2 separate regions of the Homo sapiens genome follow, and region 2 is linked to region 1. Evidence: read pairs that join two places in POLR2A ChIA-PET (ENCODE). Cell type or tissue: HepG2. All regions are shown on one strand. Each heading gives the region's core, and the rest is flanking DNA. Links, peaks and the distances in the headings are about the cores only.

The links. Peaks named below come from ENCODE experiments on the same cell type or tissue, not always from the same donor. Only the 100,000 strongest peaks of a DNase experiment are listed, where the experiment ranks them.
Region 2: POLR2A ChIA-PET joins it to region 1 with 31 read pairs; 22 of 35 experiments call an interaction of 5 or more read pairs at or near these places.

Annotation. Positions count from the first base shown.
Region 1 is chr2:69,732,574-69,746,669 of GRCh38, reverse strand. ANXA4 (annexin A4) reads right to left here and starts at 4,536. Exons shown (of 13, transcript NM_001153.5): 1 at 4,495-4,536. RefSeq lists silencers at 4,268-4,507, 4,718-4,897. In HepG2, for the core only: a CTCF peak has its summit at 5,295 (motif pointing left); DNase peaks (open chromatin) are centred at 2,989, 4,709, 5,269, 5,869 and 1 weaker place; H3K4me3 peaks cover 3,657 bases.
Region 2 is chr2:69,812,061-69,817,060 of GRCh38, reverse strand. It overlaps ANXA4 (annexin A4), which reads right to left. Exons shown (of 13, transcript NM_001153.5): 8 at 4,352-4,408; 9 at 867-960. Among named protein-coding and RNA genes, the nearest start is that of GMCL1, 15 kb to the left of the region's middle. In HepG2, for the core only: no CTCF peak of the experiment used is centred there; no DNase peak of the experiment used is centred there.

The sequences.
Region 1 (14,096 bases), core at 2,115-7,114:
ATTTACTGACATCAAACAACTTGAATCTTTAAAAAGAATTCTTCAAAGGTGGTGGTTCAGGTTCCCATAGCAAAAGCTCTCAGTCCAGTTCAAACAAAACCAAACACTAATAAATTACTCCCGATAAAACCAACAACAAGCCTTAGATAGAAATCCTAAATTCCTCAGGGAATTAATGTAGTAATCTATTCAGTTTCAATTAAGTTAAACAACAAACAAACAAAAAAACCTTTAGTTGGAGCTCTACATTGTTCTAGAGGTGTTAGCACTATAAGACTATGTGGTGAGTTTGCAGGGGAAAAAAAACCTGTTAATCAAATCACAAGGGAGATGTGATTGGTATAATAAAGAACTATCCTTGGCCGGGCGCAGTGGCTCACATCTGTAATCCCAGCACTTTGGGAGGCCGAGGCGGGTGGATCATGAGGTCAGGGGTTTGAGACCACCCTGGCAAACATGGTGAAACCCCGTCTCCACTAAAAATACAAAAATTAGCCTGGCATGGTGGCGTGTGCCTGTAATCCCAGCTACTTGGGAGGCTGAGGCAGGAGAATCACTTGAACCTGGGAGGCAGAGGTTGCAGTGAGCCAAGATCGCACGACTGCACTCCAGCCTGGGTGACAGAGCAAGATTCTGCCTCGAAAACAAACAAACAAATAAACAAACAAAAGAACTATCCTTGAGAAGGAAGGTTTTAGCATTTACCACATTACCTAGAGTTTATACATAATGACCAAAACCTAAGTTTCCTTGGGAAGGTGATATGTTTTTATTAATGCTTTATTCAATTTATGAAGTATGCACATATTCATATAAGTGTTTCTAAAGCATAGTTTCTCAGCCGGGCGTGGTGGCTCACACCTGTAATCCCAGAACTTTGGGAGGCTGATGCAAGCGGATCATCTGAGGTCAGGAGTTCGAGACCAGCCTGGCCAATATGGTGAAACCCCACCTCTACTAAAAATACAAAAATTAGCTGGGTGTGGTAGCATGCACCTGTAGACCCAGCTACTCAGGAGGCTGAGGCAGGAGAATCGCTTGAACCTGGGAGGCAAAGGTTGCAGTGAGCTGAGATGGCACCATTGCACTCCAGCCTGAGTGACAGAGAAAGACTCTGTCTCAAAAAATAAAAAAATAAAAAAAATAAAGCATAGTTTCTCAAAGTGAGGCCTGAATCACAATCATCCAAGGAGCTGCTTAAATAAGCAGAATCTGCATATTGTACAAGCTTCCTGGGTGATTCTGATGCACCCTGAAGTTTGGGAACTATAGATTTAGAAGTTAACTGAGCTTAATCTGCTAACCCTTCCCAGCTCCATCAGAAAAGGGCTGTGAACCTCTGCCTAAACTTGTAGTGACAGAGCTCTCGCCAACATCAAGGCCACCCAGCCTATGGGTTTTAAAAACTACTTCCTCAAATTCAACCAGAGCCCACCACCCAGCTCTGCCAAACACCTCAAAGAGCGAGTTTATTCCCTTATCCACATGTCAAACCCCTCTGGCATTTAGGGCTGCTGGCTAGCATGCACCCCTCACACTCACTGCAAACTTATTTTTTTTTCTTTTTATTTAGAGACAGGATCTCACTCTGTCACCTAGGCTGGAGTGCAGTGGCACAATCATAGCTCACTGCAGTCTCAAACTCCTGGGCTCAAGGGATCCTCCTGCCTCAGGCTCCCAAGTAGCTGGGACAACAGCAGTGTGCTCCCTTTCCAGTTGAAACAGTTCTTGTTCATTCAACCCCATTTCATATCAGCTTGACAAGAAGAAAATAAGAAAAAGGAAAACACTTGTTCAAGATTTAGTTAACAATCTACGAAGCCACAAATCCAAATTACTATGAACCAAGCACTGATGGAGTTATGGTAGGGCAGAGAGGATAAGAGAACAGGCTTTTGTATCCTGGCAGCTGGATTTAAGCTTTCGTTCACAAATGGTCTGAACTTGACCAAGGATTATGATATGGAACCTTGGGATCCTCAGCTGTAAACCAACGTTAATAACCCCATTGCAGGTTGAAGTGAAGATTAGATAAGACAGCCTAGGATGAGTGTTACTCAAAGTTGCTCCAGGGAGGACACTGCAGTGTCTATCAAACTGCCTCCATAAGTAGCCCTAATTGCAGTGAAAACAAACCCTCAAGGGCTAGGTTTGGACCAAATTGCAGCTCAAATCCCAAGCAAAATGTTTTTGAGGTTTCTTGTTTTAGATTTAAAAGGTATACAATTTTTGGATTCTACTTCAAAATATATCTGTGATTGTTTTAGTATAAAAAGTGTTTTTTAATTTCAAATATTTGTGTAAAAATGACACTCAAAGAAAATCTCCTCCTCTTGTTTTTGTTTGTTTGTTTGTTTGTTTTTCAGACAGGGCCTCACTCTATTACCCAGGCTGCAGTGCAATGGTGTGATCATAACTCACTGCAGCCTTGAACTCCTGGGCTTAAGTGAAACTCCCTCCCAGCCTCCCAAGTAGCTGGGACTACAGGTGGGTGTCACCATGCCCAAGTAATTTTTAAAATTTTTGTAGAGACGGGGTCTTGCTATGTTGCCCAGGCTTCCCCACCCCTTGTTTATTCTGGAACTTCAGGTACTCCCTGGCACACTGCCCACAATCCCCAGTGCCTGCCACTCATCTTTATCTCCCTTGGAGAAAAGCAGGCTTAGTCTAAAAGCAGATAATAAATGAGCTCAGGAAAACAAATGAGTGGCTGGACATAAACAAAGAAACATGCCACTGGACATGAGCCTGGGGATGACCAGGAGGCTCACCCTTTAAACACCAAGGCCTGGAGTGGTACATGGCTTGACTGTGCGGGTTACTCTCTAAATTGCTTGCAGAGAAACATTATCCCTAACCAAATGCAAGAACATCTAGGAGGGAAATTCACAGAAGCCCTTGATCCAGTAGTTGTGTGTCTGTGCCTGTCTATGTGTGGGTGGGGGCAGGGGTGTACTTGTGTCTCTATCTTCAATCAACAGAAATCTGACATGAGCTGAATGAGGATGGCCTTGGCCTGATAGGGCTCTGGAGAGTCAGCAGCTCTTGGGTCATGGGGTTATCCGTTTTCTTATCCCTGTCCACTTCCTCTCCTACTTGCTCTTCCACCTGTGTCTGAGAATTCCCTGGCAACTAAAAACCTAGGGTTTGGCCGCTGGGCACGGTGGCTCATGCCTGTAATCCCAGCACTTTGGGAGGCTAAGGCAGGTGGATCACCTGAGGTCAGGAGTTCAAGACCAGCCTGACCAACATGTTAAAACCCCATCTCTACTAAAAATACAAAAATTAGCCAGGCGTGTTGGCACACGCCTGTAGTCCCAGCTACTCGGGAGGCTGAGGCAGGAGAATCTCTTGAACCCAGAAGGCGGAGGTTGCAGTGAGCAGAGATCATATCACTGCGCTCCAGCCTGGGCAACAGAGCAAGACTCCATCTCAAAAAAAAAAATCTAGGGTTTGGTTATCAATAGAGTTACCAGTTACCTCCTGAATAGCTGAGACTATAGGCACGTGGTGGCATGCACCTGTAGTCTCAGCTACTCAGGAGGTTGAGGTGGGTGAAACACCTGAGCCTGGGAGGCAGAGTGAACTGTATCCAGCCACTGCACTCCAGCCTGGGCTACAGGAGTGAGACCTCGTCTCAAAACAAAACAAAACAAAAAATTAAAGGGCAAACAGTAGGGAGTGGAAGGGGGTGGTGGGGTGTCATGGACTGGTGGGCAGGAGAATGGATAACTTGGAGAGGGACACCTTATCTATCCTTCCCACTGTCAGCAGGAGAGAGCAGATGCCCAGTTCCATGTAAAGCACGAGTTATGCAGGACCCACTCTGCTCTGTCAGCTCAGAAGACTTGCATTGCCCCGGGGGTCACTTCTGCCGGTAAATGGTTGAGAAGCCTTCCTCCTTGGCACCAAAGTCTCCAGCTGGTCAAAGTCATGACAAAATGCTGAGACTGCGCCACCAGCCAACTCAAGTCATGGACCCTATAATAATCAGACTCCGATGTGCCGGGCACTGTGCCGAGGGCATTAGACACACGAGAAGGTAAGAAAGTGGTAAGGATCTAGGAGAAAGGAGTAAGTTTCTTAAATGGAGTAAAGAATTAAAAAGTAAACTGTAAGAGGTGTTAGGAGGAGTTAGCTACAGGCAAGATTATCTCGGTCCTTTCTTTTTGATGCAAAGCCTAGCACATGGACTGAATAAATAACTGCCGTGGTCTCTGACCCGCGTCCTGAGCCGTGTAAGCGGCCCTGGATGTCCTGGATGGTGCCAGCGGTTAAGCACCGCGCTCGCCTCCCTCTCGCCCACCCGGAGCGAGTCCAGGGCCCGCTGGCCCCCTCCACCCTGTGGCCGCCCGGGCTTGCCCGCAAGCCGGCGGCGAGCACCCACTCTGGGGTGCAGCGCGGAGCCGGGCATCCCCGCGAGACGCTCCCGGGCCACGCTCCCCGTTCCCTGAGCCCAGGACCCCCGGCCCGGAGCCCCTTTACCCCTCGTACCGAGGCCGGGCTGCGCTCCTCCTCTGCGGCTGCGGAGGTCACACCCTACTCAGGGCCAGACAGCGGGTCTTATCCGGGACGGATCCGCCCCACTGTGGGGTGGAGACTGAGCCCAAGTTCCTGGTTGTTCCTCTGCCCACGAGACCGGAAAATCCCTCTCTAGGGGAAGCGCACCTGGGGCCCCGGGCCGGGACGGCCGCGCCAGGAGCTCTCGGAGAGGCAGGCCTCGACCCCCGGCGGGTCCGCCCTCCACACGTGCCTGCTCCCCAGGCCCGCCCGGTCCCCCGGCCTCGCCCCCTGCCCGGATTGGACAGTGTCCCCAGTATCGCCAGCCCCGCTCCTGGCCGCGCAGGGTGGGAGCAGTTGGATTCTTGGGGTCCCGTTTCCCGGGCGCTCCACACCCTCGGAGGGCCGAGCCCGGGCCACCTCGCCAGTTCCTCCCTGCGCCTGCCGCGCCCAGCTCCGCGCCAAGCCGGAGTCCCGCGGCAAATCCGCGCTTCCCCCCACCTCGGGAAACCGTTCGTCTCCCAACGGCAGGTCGTGCCGAGCCCGTGGCCGGAAAAGTAGAAAGTGAAATCTGAAGGATACATTTCATTCCCCTCTTTCACATGAAAACACACATTCCCAAAAGTTTCCAGCACTTCCCTCTTCCCTGTGCGCCCAGCAGGCCAGGAAAGCTTTGGAGTAGGAGTTAGGAGCAGCCCCGGATCTTTGTACTCCTGTGAGTGACTAAAGTTTAGACACTGTCCGTAGCTCCCAGGTTCGGCTTGGCGCGGCGCTCATCCCTTGTAATAGTTCTGTGTTTTCATATCTGCTTCCCCTGCTGGACGCAGCCTCTTGAAGACACCAACTAGGGCTAGGTCGTCTTTGCACCCATGCCCAGCACCGATTTCGCCACGTAGTGAATGCTTGCAGAATGAATCCGTTGAGTCTATAGGCAAATTCAGTTTTTTTAAAAAACAGAGAATAGCCCGTTTGGGGAGTGTTTTCCATCCGACACATCAAAATCTAAGTGGTTAATGGCACCCTTAAAGCTGGAGAGGTAACATTAAATTATTTCATTAAGATGTAATTTTAAAAGGTGGTTTAATATGGTTTAGAGCACGGGTTTTAGGATCAGACTGATTTGGATACTAAAACTGGTTCTGCCTCTTTTATCTGCATATGATAACTTAAAAAATTAAGGCTGGGCACAGTGGCTCATGCCTGTAATCCCAGCACTTTGGGAGGCCAGGGCAAGTGGATCACTTTAGCCCAGGAGTTCGAGATAAGCCTGGCCAATGTGGTGAAATCCCATCTCAAAAAAAAAAAAAAAAAAAACATATATATAGCCGGGTGTGGTGGCATGCGCCTGTAGTCCCAGCTATTCAGTCGGATGAGGTGGGATAAACACCCAAGCCCGGGAGGCAGAGGCTCAGTAAGCTGAGATTGCGCCACTGCACGCCAGCCTGGGCGACAGAGTGAGACATTGTCTAAAAAAAAAAAAAAAAAAAAAGAGGAAGAAAGAAAAGAAAAAGAAAGAAAAAAAGAAAAGAAAACAAAAAATAAATAAATAATTAGCCGGGTGCATAGCCACGCCTGTAGTCCCAGCTACTAGCCAGGCTGAAGCAGGAGGATCACTCTAAACCCAGGAGTTCAATGTTGCTGTGAGCTATGACTGCACCACTGCACTCCAGCCTGGGCGACAGGGTGAGACCTTGTCTCAAAACAAAAACAAAAACAAAAACAAAACAAAACAAAAAATTAAAGGTCAAACAGTAGGAAAAAAAATGAAATACAGATAATTCATTTCTTAAGCAAGATTAGAGAGACACTGCATCCCTTACAAGCAACAATTAGGCCAGGTGAGGTGGCTCAGACTGTAATCCCAACACTTTGGGAGGCCCAGGTGGTTGCTTGAGGCTAGGAGTTTGGGAGATTATCCTGGGCTACATGGCGAAAACCTGTCCCTAAAAAAGAAAAAGAAAAAGAAAGAAAAAATTAAGCTACATGAAAAAAATAAAGTTTAGGAATGAAGTAGATGCGTTGGCACCCCGCGTAAATAACCTTTACTAGGTGGGTGCATCCAGCCCCAGGTCACTGCCCCTTCATTGCCCCCATCTGCTGACATCTGCGCTCAGACCAGACTGAGGAAGCCATGGCCAGAGGCTAACTTTTTTAGCTTATAAAAGGCCAGGAATAAATCTGTGGTACCCTTCATATGCCAGAGTTCCCATGGGATCAGACTGAGGATAAACTTCATCAGAAACCATATCTTTGCTCAGTTTCTCCCTCTGGCCTATCCTATTTCCCTCACTTACTCGGAGGCTTCCCTCGAGAATACCCTCACTACAGCACTTGCACAAGAATCCTAGGGTCAGGCTCTGTTTCCAGGAAACCTGATCTAAGAGTATTTAAAAAATTAATATAATTGTTGAAATTCCACTCCAAGGAGCCTTTAAATTAAAGATAGGGCTGGGTGCTGTGGCTCACGCCTGTAACACCAGCACGTTGGAAGGCCGCGGTGGGAGGATGGCTTGAGGTCAGGAGTTCGAGATCAGCCTGGGCAACATAATGAGACTCTCTCTCCCACCCACCGTGTCTCTTTAAAAAAAAAAAAAAAATTAGCCAAGCCTAGTGACGCACGCCTCTAGTCCCAGCTACTGGGGAGGCTGAGGCAGGAAAATCACTTGAGCCCAGGGGTTTGAAGCTGCAGTGAGCTATGCCTCTGCACTCCAGCCTGGGTGACAGAGTGAGACTCTGTCCCCACCCCACCCCCCTAAAAAAACCACTTTTTTAAATAAAAAAAAATTAAAAATCTCACAAGGACAAGGGAACAAGAGAGGAAAAATAATAAGAGTTTGGAACCTGGAAAGCACGTGGACAGGTGATAACTGACTTAACAGACCTCAGAAAGCCGACTTCCAAACCAGGAGTAGGGAAAACCGAGAAGCAACATGACAGTAGGATTTCTCGGGATAGGAGAGTTTGCTGCACTGGATGTGTCTGAAAGTGGGTGTGTAGGTGAGACTAAACCCAGGACGATTTCTTGTAAGTCTGTACAAGAAGCAGTCAGCATTCCCAACACTGCACAGTGGCCACGGTCCCTCTTCCACGAGGGTGGATGATTGGAAGGATGTTCTCTGAAGAATCATGCAGTGGCTCTCTGGAATGGGGACATCAGATGTAGTTGAGGTGTTCTGGTTATCTAAGGCTGCCTAAAAAACCATCCCAACACTTGAAGGTTACATAAAACAGTGACCATTATATCTCATGATTTTGTGGGTCTGAATTTGAACTGAGCAATTCTTCTATTCCACCTGGCATCAAGAAAGGTCACTTGGTGTTATCCAGCTGGCAGATGGGCCAGTCTGGAGAACTCACATATTGGGTACCATGATAAGAAGAGCTGGAAGGTTGGTCTCAACTGGCACTGTCAACTAGAGCATCTACACATGCCCCTTCACATGGCAGGCTCAGGGTCAGATTTCCTTCATGGAGGCTCAGGGTTTCCAGAAAGTTTACTCCAAGACATCCAGGCAGAAGTTACAAGCCTTCTTATGCACGCTTGGAAGCTGTTGAACATTATTTCTGTTGCATTCTATAAATCATGCCAGTCACTAGGGCCAGTCTAGATTTAAGGGAAGGGGATTAGGCTCCATCCCTGAGTGGGGAGGGGTGGGAGGGTGCAAAGAATTTGCAGCCATCTTTCATCAAGGCCATGAGATTAACACAAGACTAGGGCTACTGTACTGAAATTGAAGAGCCATATGAAACTTAAGATGATGCCTACTGAGCTGCTTGGTATTCTTCCCGCTTGGCTCCTAGAACTCTGGCAGCCAAGTTCAAACTCACCAGGCTGGAGAGTTTGGAATACTTTTCTTTGGGGAATCTAAGAGGAAAGACCTGAAGAGATGTAATCATTTATGCAATGAAACTGGAGCAACCTGTTGGTAAACTCACCCTTGTCAAGCCCCACCCACTTACACACGCACTCAGGGCTTCCAGGCAGCTTTGTAGACCTCACTCTTAGGGTTGCGAGATAAAATACAGGACACTTAGTTAGATTTGATTTTCAGTTAAACACCAATTAATGTTTTACTAAAATATAAAATACTTATGTACTATAAGTATGTCCAAATATTGCATGAGACATACTTATACTAAAAATTATTCATTGTTTATCTAAAATTCAAATTTAACCAGATGTCCTGTCTTTTTTTTCTTTCTTTTTGTTGCTAAATCTGGCACACTTAAGTAAGAGCAGGCAGCTGAAGGTCATCACAATGTAGGGGAAGGATCTGACATTAAAAACAGAACCCAAAACATGCTAACAGGAAAAAAGAGAAAAGGAAGAAAAAGAGTATAGGGGGAGAAGAAAACTGAGAAATCTATTATTGATCTTCTCTGAGAAAGATCAAATAAAACAGAAAAGCTGGGTGCGATGACATGAGCCTGTAGTCCCTGCTGCTTGGTAGGCTGAGGCAGGAGGACAACTTGAGCCCAGGAGTTTGAGGCTATGACCACACCTGTGAACAGCCACTGCACTCTAGCCTGGGTGACATAGCGAGACACTATCTCAATAAGTAAATAAATAAATACCCTAAAAAAGGAACACTCATAGAACCAAACACAGCTCTTTTAAATTAAAAATCTGATAGCAAAAATAAAAAACTGAGTAGAATGTTAAGAAGATAAAGTTAGAAAATATCCTAGAATGCATAGACAGAAGGCAAAGAGAAGGGAAAGAAATAAGAAAGGATAAGAAGATTAGAAAGCCAGCCTTGGACATCTGGGAAACAGGGGAAGAAATGAATTAAATAATTCAATTATATATTTTGAGAACTAAAGAGCATGAATTTCCACATTGAAAGTGCTCACTGAGCATAGTGCAATGGACAAAACCAGAACCACACCAAGGCAACATTGTGATAAAACTTTAGAAGACTGAGGACATAGGGAAGATCTTACAAGTACCCAGGAGGAAATAAGGTTTCACATAAAGGATCCAGAATCGGAATGGCATCTGATTTCTCAGTAGCAACACATGAAACTGAAAGACAATGGAATAATGTCTTTAAAATGCTGAGAGTAGGCTGGGTGCAGTGGCTCACACCTGTAATCCCAGCACTCTGAGAGGCCAAGGTGAGTGGATCACTTGAGGACAGGAGTTCAAGACCAGCCTGGCCAACTTGTTGAAATCCCATCTCTACTAAAAAATACAAAAATTAGCCAAGCGTGGTGGTGGTCACCTGTAATCCCAGATACTCAGGAGGCTGAAGCATGAGAATCACTTGAACCTGGGAACTGGAGGTTTCAGTGAGCCAAGATGGCACCACTGCACTCCAACCTGAGTGATAGAGCGAGACTCTGTATCTAAATAAATTAAATAAATAAGTAAATAAAATGCTGAGAGAAAATTATTTCTAACATAGATTCTCATACACATACAAATTAGCAGTCAAATGTGGGGGTAAATATATTCCAGACACGTACAATTTCAAAATGTTTATCTCCCATGTACCTTTTCTTAAGAAGTTTTCAGATGGTGAAAGCTTTTCCACCTAAACAAGGACATAAACCAAGAAACTTTTTTCTAAAAAAAGGGAATAGCAGAATGAACAACTGAGAATTGAATGATGGGGAAGGGTAATTAGTTAATACTATAGTTACAGACTTCTAATTTTTCTTAACTATAGAGTACAGCTAACATTTACTTACTGTGTGCACTTACTATGTGCCAGTCAGTATTCTAGGTGCTTTAAATATATGATATTAATGATTTAATCCTCACACGGTTCGATGAGTTAGATACTCTCATAGAGTAGGTGTCAAGAAGTGTTACTATTAATGGTATACAATCATTTATTAATTCTACAAGTTGCATTAAACTTCCTGCTGCAGATTGTATTTTTCAGAATTGCAGCAACAATATGTTCAGTCCCATGTGCTCTTCCAAAAACCCTGCCCCCCACCTCAATCAAGAGGTGGCATCTAAGTCCTTTCCCCTTGAACCCAGGTAGGCTTCTTAGATGGGTTTCTGTGACTGCACAACCAAAGTAATGCTATGTGACTTTCAAAACTGGGTCTTAAAAGGAGACCTGGTCATCTAGCTCTAGGCATCGGTTAGCTCTCTTGCTCAGAACATGTGCCTTTGGAGTATATAAGTACAGCAGCCCTGAAACCACCATGTTGCAGAGATCATGTAAATAGAACCCATGAAAATAAAGAGTCAAGGAGCTTTGGCTGTTTCATGCCCCAGCAGTTTGAGTTTTCCCTGTCTCAGTGCCAGACATGTGACTAGGAAGCCTTCAAGGCCACTCCAGTATGATCGCTGTCTCATGGTAGCCAGTTGACACATTCTGAGTGGGAACTAACTAGCTGAGCCCAGTCAATCACCAGAATCATGAGAGATAATAATAAATGATTGTGATTGTTTCACACCCCTGAATTTTGAGTGTTATTTTTTGGAGCGATAGACAAGCAGAACACTGCCAGGTAAAATTGGGTTTTAGCCTAGACTTCTGAATCTCCTCTCTAAATACTCACTGAAATGGCCCAAGACATGCAAATAGGGGATTTTTTTTTTCCCAGAGTGGCAAGTCTCCCCTCTGATACTGCAGTTGAGTCCAAAGCTCATACTGCTTACTGCACAGCAGCCAACAAGTTGAGAGACAAGGTGTTGGGGCAAGGAAGATGACTTTGTTTCAGGGAGCCAGTAAACCAAGACGATGGTGGACTAGTGTTCTAAAGCACCCTAAGTCGATAGATTTTTAGGCTCCTTTTATGTTGGGGGAAAGGGGAACAGGGAAGGAGTTAAAGTCCAGAGGTGACTGGTGACCACAGACATCTGGGCATCAGCAGGGGTCCAAGGAGGTTGCACATCTTCTTTGTTCATAGTTAACTGCTTGTCAGATCCACCCTTTTCCTATAAATCTTTAAGATAGCATTGTTACTTGTGTATATACTTCCTTACCTCCTCAGAGGTCTGTTTCAAAAGACAGATAGTCATTAGTTCTACAGTTAAAATATAAAATAAATTCTTTCCATGATTAGCTTGGCCTACAGGCAGGAATGAGCAAAAGCAGTTAGCTTGTGAGGTTAGAAGCAAGATGGAGTCAGCTATGTTAGATTTCTTTCACTGTTACAATTCCCCAGTATCAAAGGTTCATTCCATAATCTTGTGGAGTTGGGGACAACAGGATGTTGTCTCTCATTTGGCTACTTTCAGTGGAACTGGGCAGGGTTGACAAGGGGTGACTGTGGAATGACACCTAGAAGGAACAAGTGAATGGGATTGTTTGAGATGTTGCTGAATACCCACTCATCAGTGAAGTTTGCTGGAATAAAACTGTGGGTACACTATACTCAAGTTGACACTACTAGAGGGCCCCTCCTATCTCAAAAACCGGAGAAACAAAGTGCTGGGATTACAGGTTTAAGCCACTGCACCCGGCTGGAAGATGACTTTTTTGGGGGGAACAAGCAAACTGAGAAAATGGTGGCCTAGTGTCCTAAAGAATCATCTTAAGTTCATGGATTTTTTTGGCTCCTTTTATGTTAGGGGAAGGGAGAACAGAGAGGGGTTAAGGTCTAGAGGTGACTGGTGACCACAGACATCTGGGCATCAGCAGGGCTCCAAGGAGGTTGCAAAACTTCTTTGTTCATGGTCAAATGCTTGTCAGGTCCACGTTATTGCTATAAATCGTCAAGACAGCATTGTTTAAATGTTGTGTGCATACTTCCTTATCTCCTCAGGGGTCTATTTCAAAACAGAGGTAATCATTAGTTCTACAGTTAAACTATAATCTAAATTCTTTCCATGATTAGCTTAGTCTACATGCAGGAATGCACGAAGGCAGTTAGCTTGTGAGGTCAGAAGCAAGATGGAGTCAGCTATGTTCGATTTCTCTCACTGTTACAATATTGGCAATGGTAGTCTCAGGAGGATGGCCAGGCCACGTCCAGTCTGGCTGCTGGCCAGTGAGGAGGAGAGACTAGAGGCCAGATAACCTTTGGCTCCTTGGGACAGTGGGTTAGCAAAGCCTTGAGAAGAAACTTTGCCAGGGTGACTTTCCTTGCCAGATGGCTTCCTCCACCATCCTTTCAAGCTGCTGGAAGGTACCCAACCCTGCAGCCTAGGATAATGAGAGGAAGATTCTAAGAGCATCAAAATAGACAGGCAGGGAGCCAAAAAGAATTAGCTCATTGATTCAGTAAGGCCAGATTAAAAAAAAAAAATAGCTCATCCCATATTGGAACAAATGCAAAGCATGGATAGAGTTTTCAACCTTCAAGGATGAGTAAGCATAAAAAATTATATAGAACTGTAAAAAAAATTCGGGAACATAAAAAACATAACACCTAAGAGGTCAAAGAAGAAAGTATTTTTTAAGTTTTACAGTATGAAGCAAAAGTAAATTTTAAACAGCTTCTGCTTTGTCTTTCATAGATTAAAACAGGCCAAAAATGGACAAATCTGAATATTATTATTCATAAGGCAGAATTAATATTTATGAACTGGACTAGAGTTCACAGAAAACACCTTATTTTCTTTTCCTGTCTTTTCTTTTTTTTTTTTTTCTAAGACAGGGTTTCACTCTGTCACCCAGGCTGGAGTGCAGTGGTGCAATCACTGCTCACTGAAGTCTCAACTTCCTGTGCTTAAGTGATCCTCCTGGCTCAGCCTCCTGAGCTGGGCTCCTCAGCTGGGACCACAGGCATGCCCACCATGCCCACCTAATTTTTTCTATTTTTTGTAGATGGGGTCTCACTATATTGCCCAGATTGGTCTCAAACTCCTGGGCTCAGGTGATCCTCCAGCCTCAGTCTCCCAAAGTGTTGGGATTACAGGTGTGAGCCACCAGGCCCAGCCAAATTGCAGATTTTTACCAACAGTTTTCTGGTGTTAGATCTAAGATGACAGCTGTTATAGCAGATTAATAGCTTAACACCAATAATTCTTCATGTTTTATTTTCCAGTAAATCTTAAGACTAATTCAGATGTTAATTTTCATTAAGTAAATAAACATTTTGCCTCAATATCCCTAAAGATGAAAATTTACTCTATCTACAAGAACAAGCGTTTTTAATAATGCTTCATTTTACTATTAAAGGCTATTTTTTTCAGTTGTCTACTAAACATTTACAAAAACTGACAACATATTTATTTGCAAAGAAAACCTCACTAAATTCCAAAATAAAAATAGGAGTTTGAATCTCAACTTTACCATTTCCTAACTGGTGACCTTAAGAAAGTCACAGATCATGGTCTCCAAGGAAAAGGTGGCACCCACAGCTTGCTCCACATCCAACCTGGGCCTCTAAATAATGTATGGCATAGCAAGGTAACTGATAAGCAACATGACTTCGATCAGCACCGCTTCTTGACTAAGGTCCGCTTTTGGCACTGTAGTAATCTTTTTTTTTTCTTTTTTTGAGACAGAGTTTTGCTCTTATTGCCCAGGCTGGAGTGCAATGGTGCGATCTCAGCTCACTGCAACCTCCGCCTCCTGGGTTCATGTGATTCTCCTACCTCAGCCTCCAGAGTAGCTGGGATTACAGGCATGCACCACCACGCCCAACTAATTTTTTATTTTTAGTAGAGACGGGGCTTCTCCATG
Region 2 (5,000 bases), core at 1-5,000, 73 kb before region 1:
TACCTGATGGTAGCCCGGGATATTGATTAACAGGAGTAATCACCTGTTTTTTTGTCACTGTGAAAAACCTGAAATAATTACAACTTCAGAATGTGTTGTACTTCTCAATTGCTTTATGTTTTCAATTTAGCAAACTCATTCTCAAATTTCCCACAAGCTTTGCAAATCAGTGTGTGTGATTAAAAGGGTATGGTGGGTGGGTTTATAAAATTATAATGTACTTAAAGATCTAAAGAACTCGTATAAAAGATGAAATATCTTATTATATCCTTACTTGCTTGTTTAAAAGAATATGAACCTGACAGCAAATATTCTAAAATTGTCTAGTATCTTTCCCCCAAATAAGTTAAAATCACATTACAAAGTTTATATTTATCAGAAACAAATTAGAAACATATCAAATTTGAAATTATCCACTATTCATCTTATACAACATAACCCCTAAAGAAATCACTTGTATTAGCTTTACAGCTTGGATATTACACAGGAATAAATATCAACCAACATTGCTATTTTATTGCTACCTGATCTACTACAGATTACTTTCATATGTAACTACATTAGAATGAAAATACTGGGGCTACTTTAGAAAAAGGACTGACTGTGAAGGTCAGTTTCCTAGAAACAAGAATGCCAAACTTCTATGACTACATGCACTTTTTCTAATTATTCATAATTAATCTTTCAGAAATTAGCTTTCATATACATCATTGGACTAATACATTTCCAGGGTGAGAATCTAAGACACTTGGGTACAATCAGTTCTTTGTACCAACTGAAGGAGGAAGGTTATCAACTACTTATGGGCAATATAGTTTTTGCTATCTTTCACTCCTTTTCTTTGGGAAATGAAGTAAGTGCCTTACCATGCAACAGGTGATTTCGGTTCCGGGAACAGAGAACAGTTAGAAATTTCACCTCATCTGTCCCCCATTTCTTCTCTCCAGCCTCATACAGGTCCTGAAGCCAAACAAAGCACAGGTCTAAAATTCCAAAAACGATGTGCCAGGACACAGGCAAATATTTCCAGAAGCTCAAAGAGCTGAGCTGGCTTAGTTTTATTTTGTTGGTGATGGGGTTGGAAATGGTAGTGGTGAGTGGAAATGACTCAGGATCCTTCCTCAGGCATAAGGCTGTTGGGACCCTGTCATACCCCCCTGGGAGTCAGGGCAAACACTAGCAGTTCCCTAGCTGGAGACTACATGGTTCTATCTTAAGAGCTAAAAGAAATGCCCTAGATTTGGGCTGTCCCCTACAGTTGCCACTAACCACATGTGGCTGTTTAAATGTTAATTGAAATTAAATACAATTTAAAATTCAGCTCTTCAATCACATTGGCCTCATTTCAAGTACCCAGCGGCTACAGGTAGCCGGTAGTCACCCATACAGGACAGTGCAGATGTGGAATGTTCTCATCACTGCGGGGAGTTCTATTGGATAGCCCTGCTCTAGAATGATCTGTGATTTTCCTGAGGCTACAGGTCTCACAGTAGAACCAGGGACCCATTGCCAATTGCTTACATTCCAACCAGGTAGGAATATAGGAAACTCATTCTGCTCAATTTAACTACATTATTGCTCAATCAGAATTACTGTTCATTTTTAATAAGCAGCTTGCCTGTTACATTTCTCAAAAAGATCTTAACTCACACATATTGTGGCTCATTGGGCTTACCTCCATATACTCCCCCATTTTTTCACTTCTTTCTCTGATTCCCTCACTGCTTTAGAGTCAATTCACATAATCATAAAAATTTAAAGCTGAAAGCGTTCATCTAATTCACCTAATTCAAAAGAGTTCATCTTATTCAGCACTTCTGAAACTTGAATCTCAACAGGCTTGTGACAATTTATTTTATGTCAACTTGACTGAGCCATGGGTTACCCAGATTTTTGCTCAAACATTATTCTGGGTGTTTCTGTGAGGGTTTTTGGATGATCCAATATGGAGGAGGGGCCCTCATACAATCAGCTGAAAGCTTTTGTTTTCAAGAAGAGGGCTGACCTTCCCAAGAGTGAGAGGGACTCCTCCTGCCTGACTGCCTTGAGCTAGGACATCAGTTTTTTTCCTGCCTTTGGACTTGAACTGGAACATCAGCTCTTCATGGGTTTCCAGCCTGCTGGCCTTCAGATGGGAACTGCTCCTAGTTCTCAGGCCTTTGGACTCAGACTGGAACAAAACCATAGGCTGGCCTGCATCTCCAGCTTGCTGATTCCCTCTGAAGATCCTGGTACTTGCCCAACTCCATCCTCTCTCTCTTTCTCTCACACACACACACACACACACACACACACACACACACACACACACACACACCCCTCTGTGTCTCTCTCGCTCTCTCTCTCTATTGGTTCTGTTCCTCTTAAGAATTCTGACTAATACATTGCTTTAATTAATAAAGCATAGTTGTGGGCTGGGCACGGTGGCTCATGCCTGTAATCATAGCACTTTGGAAGGCCAAGGCAGATAGGTTGCTTGAGCCCAGGAGTTTGAGACCAGCCTGGGCAATATGGCAAAACCCCACCTCTACCAAAAAAATATTTAAAACTTAGCCAGGCATGATGGCACACGCCTGTAGTCCAGCTACTCAGGAGGCTGAGGTGGGAGGATCACTTGAGCCTGGGAGGTGAAGGTTGCAGTGGGCCGAGATCATGCCACTGCACAACAGCCTGGGAGACAGAGCAAGACCCTATCTCAAAAAAAAAAAAAAAAAAAAAGAATAAAATACAGGTTAGTGGAAGTGACACTGATCTCTGAGGCTAGATCATAAACAATCATGCAACTGCCATTGTTTCTATTGGAATGCTTGCTTTCTGGGTGCTCCTTCTTGAAACCCAGCTGCCGTGCTCCAAGAAGCCCAAGCCACACACATACCTCTATCCCCTCTAATGAAAGCAACAGGTTCTTTTTTTTTGCATAAAACAAAGTTGTTCATACCTCACAAACTGAATGGAACCAATCCCTCATTATGGTTATGTATTGGTTAAGAATACTGGGTCTATGGTCAGGCGCGGTGGCTCATGCCTGTAATCCCGGCACTTTGGGAGGCCATGGCAGGTGGATCATTTGAGGTCAGGAGTTCAAGACCAGCCTGGCCAACATGTTGAAACCCTATCTCTATTAAAAATACAAAAACTAGCCGGGTGGTGGTGGTGCATCCTGTAATCCCAGATACTCAGGAGGCTGAGGTGGGAGAATTGCTTGAACCTGGGAGGGGGAGGTTGCGGTGAGCTGAGATCACACCACCACACTCCAGTCTGGACGACAGTGAGACCCTGTCTCAAAAAAAAAAAAAAAAAAAGAGAGAGAGAGAGAGAGAGAATACTGGGTCTAGATGCCAATTGGTTCAAATCCTAGCTCTGCCCTTTATTATCTTTCTGAGCTTGAGCAAGGTACTTGACCTCTCTGAGCCTCAGTTTCCTTGTTTGTAAAATGGGGATAGCAATACTTACCTTATGAAGTTATTGCAAAGATTCAATGACATACTTAATATAGAATTTAGAACAGTGGGCCACGCGCGATGGCTCATGCCTGTAATCCCAGCACTTTGGGAGGCCAAGGCAGGCGGATCACCAGAGGTCAGGAGTTTAAGACCAGCCTGGCCAACATGGTGAAAACCCGTCTCTACTAAAAATAGAAAAAAATTAGCCGGGTATGGTGGCAGGCACCTGTAATCCCAGCTATTTGGGAGGCTGAGGCAGCAGAATCACTTGAACCCAGGAGGCGGAGGTTGCAGTGAGCCAAGATCATGCCATTGCACTCCAGCCTGGGCAACAAGAGTGAAACTCCATCTCAAAAAAAAAAAAAAAATTTTAGAACAGTGTTTGGTACCTGGTAATGACCCACTTTTTATTAGCTATTATCGTTAGTGTTATCTGGCCACAGCTGATTAGACCATGGGTTGGTTCCAGGACAACCATCACTGGGCTGGGAAACAGAGAGGCAAATGCCTCTTGGGGTTTGCTATTAATTTTACCCAGCAGGGTATACACTGTGTCAAGCTATTTTATATAGGTCCTATCAAATGTCCTCTTTGATGAAGTAAAAGTGCACAGTGAACAGTCCCTTTCACCTCCACGGGATTCGGAAGACAGTGGTTCTCTGGGATTGCCACACAATGGTCCTAATGTTGAGAAACTTGGAACCCAGGAGTGCTTATATAATGATGTCCAGCCCCAGGTACCTCTGCAAGAAACCTGTTATTAAAGGCTATCTGTGGGAATATTTTTAAAGAACATATCCAAGCCTGGCTAATATACACTGTAATATAAGTTGCTATCCACCCACTAAGGCCTGTCTCATTGGCGAAAGAGAAGAAAGCTGGAAGAAAGAAGCTGCAGTTCTACCAACCTGGGCATCCTGTCTCACGAGAGCATCGTCCAGATAATTTCCTTCATCCCTCCCACCCTGAGGATGAGAAAAACAAATAAAAAATAATTCGAGAGTATACATGAAGATCTGGGGACACCATTAAGATAGCAGGTCTAGAGTAATGAGACAAAATACCACAAGAATTGGAGCTTCAGACCCAGGGAGGGAGGACAGACGTCCTCTAAATGCGCTCGCATTATTACAATGGCTCTGATGTGTGCCTAGAGGGCTGAGCCTCAGTGTGGCCCCTAACGTTGCATGAGTGCCTCTGCCAATAGCAGGAGAAGCTTCCCAAGGACAGCTCCCTCCACTATCTCCTGGCCTCCCCCACCACCCCACTCTCCTGTGTCTTCCCAGCTGACTCATGCCTTCCTAACTGGCAAATCTACATTGATCAACCTCTGCCAAAAGGGGGTCGGGATGTGCATGTAGTTCCAGCTACTCGAGGCTGAGGTGGGAGGATGTCTTGAGGCCAGGAGTTCAAGGCAGTGAGCTAAGATGGCACCTGTGAAGAGCTGGCCTGGGAAACATAGCAAGACCTTGAATCTTAAAAAAAAAAAAAAAAAAGGTGGGGAGGTTGGGAACAGAGGAGAGTCGAGAGAATATGAGACCTATGGTGGGACTTGAG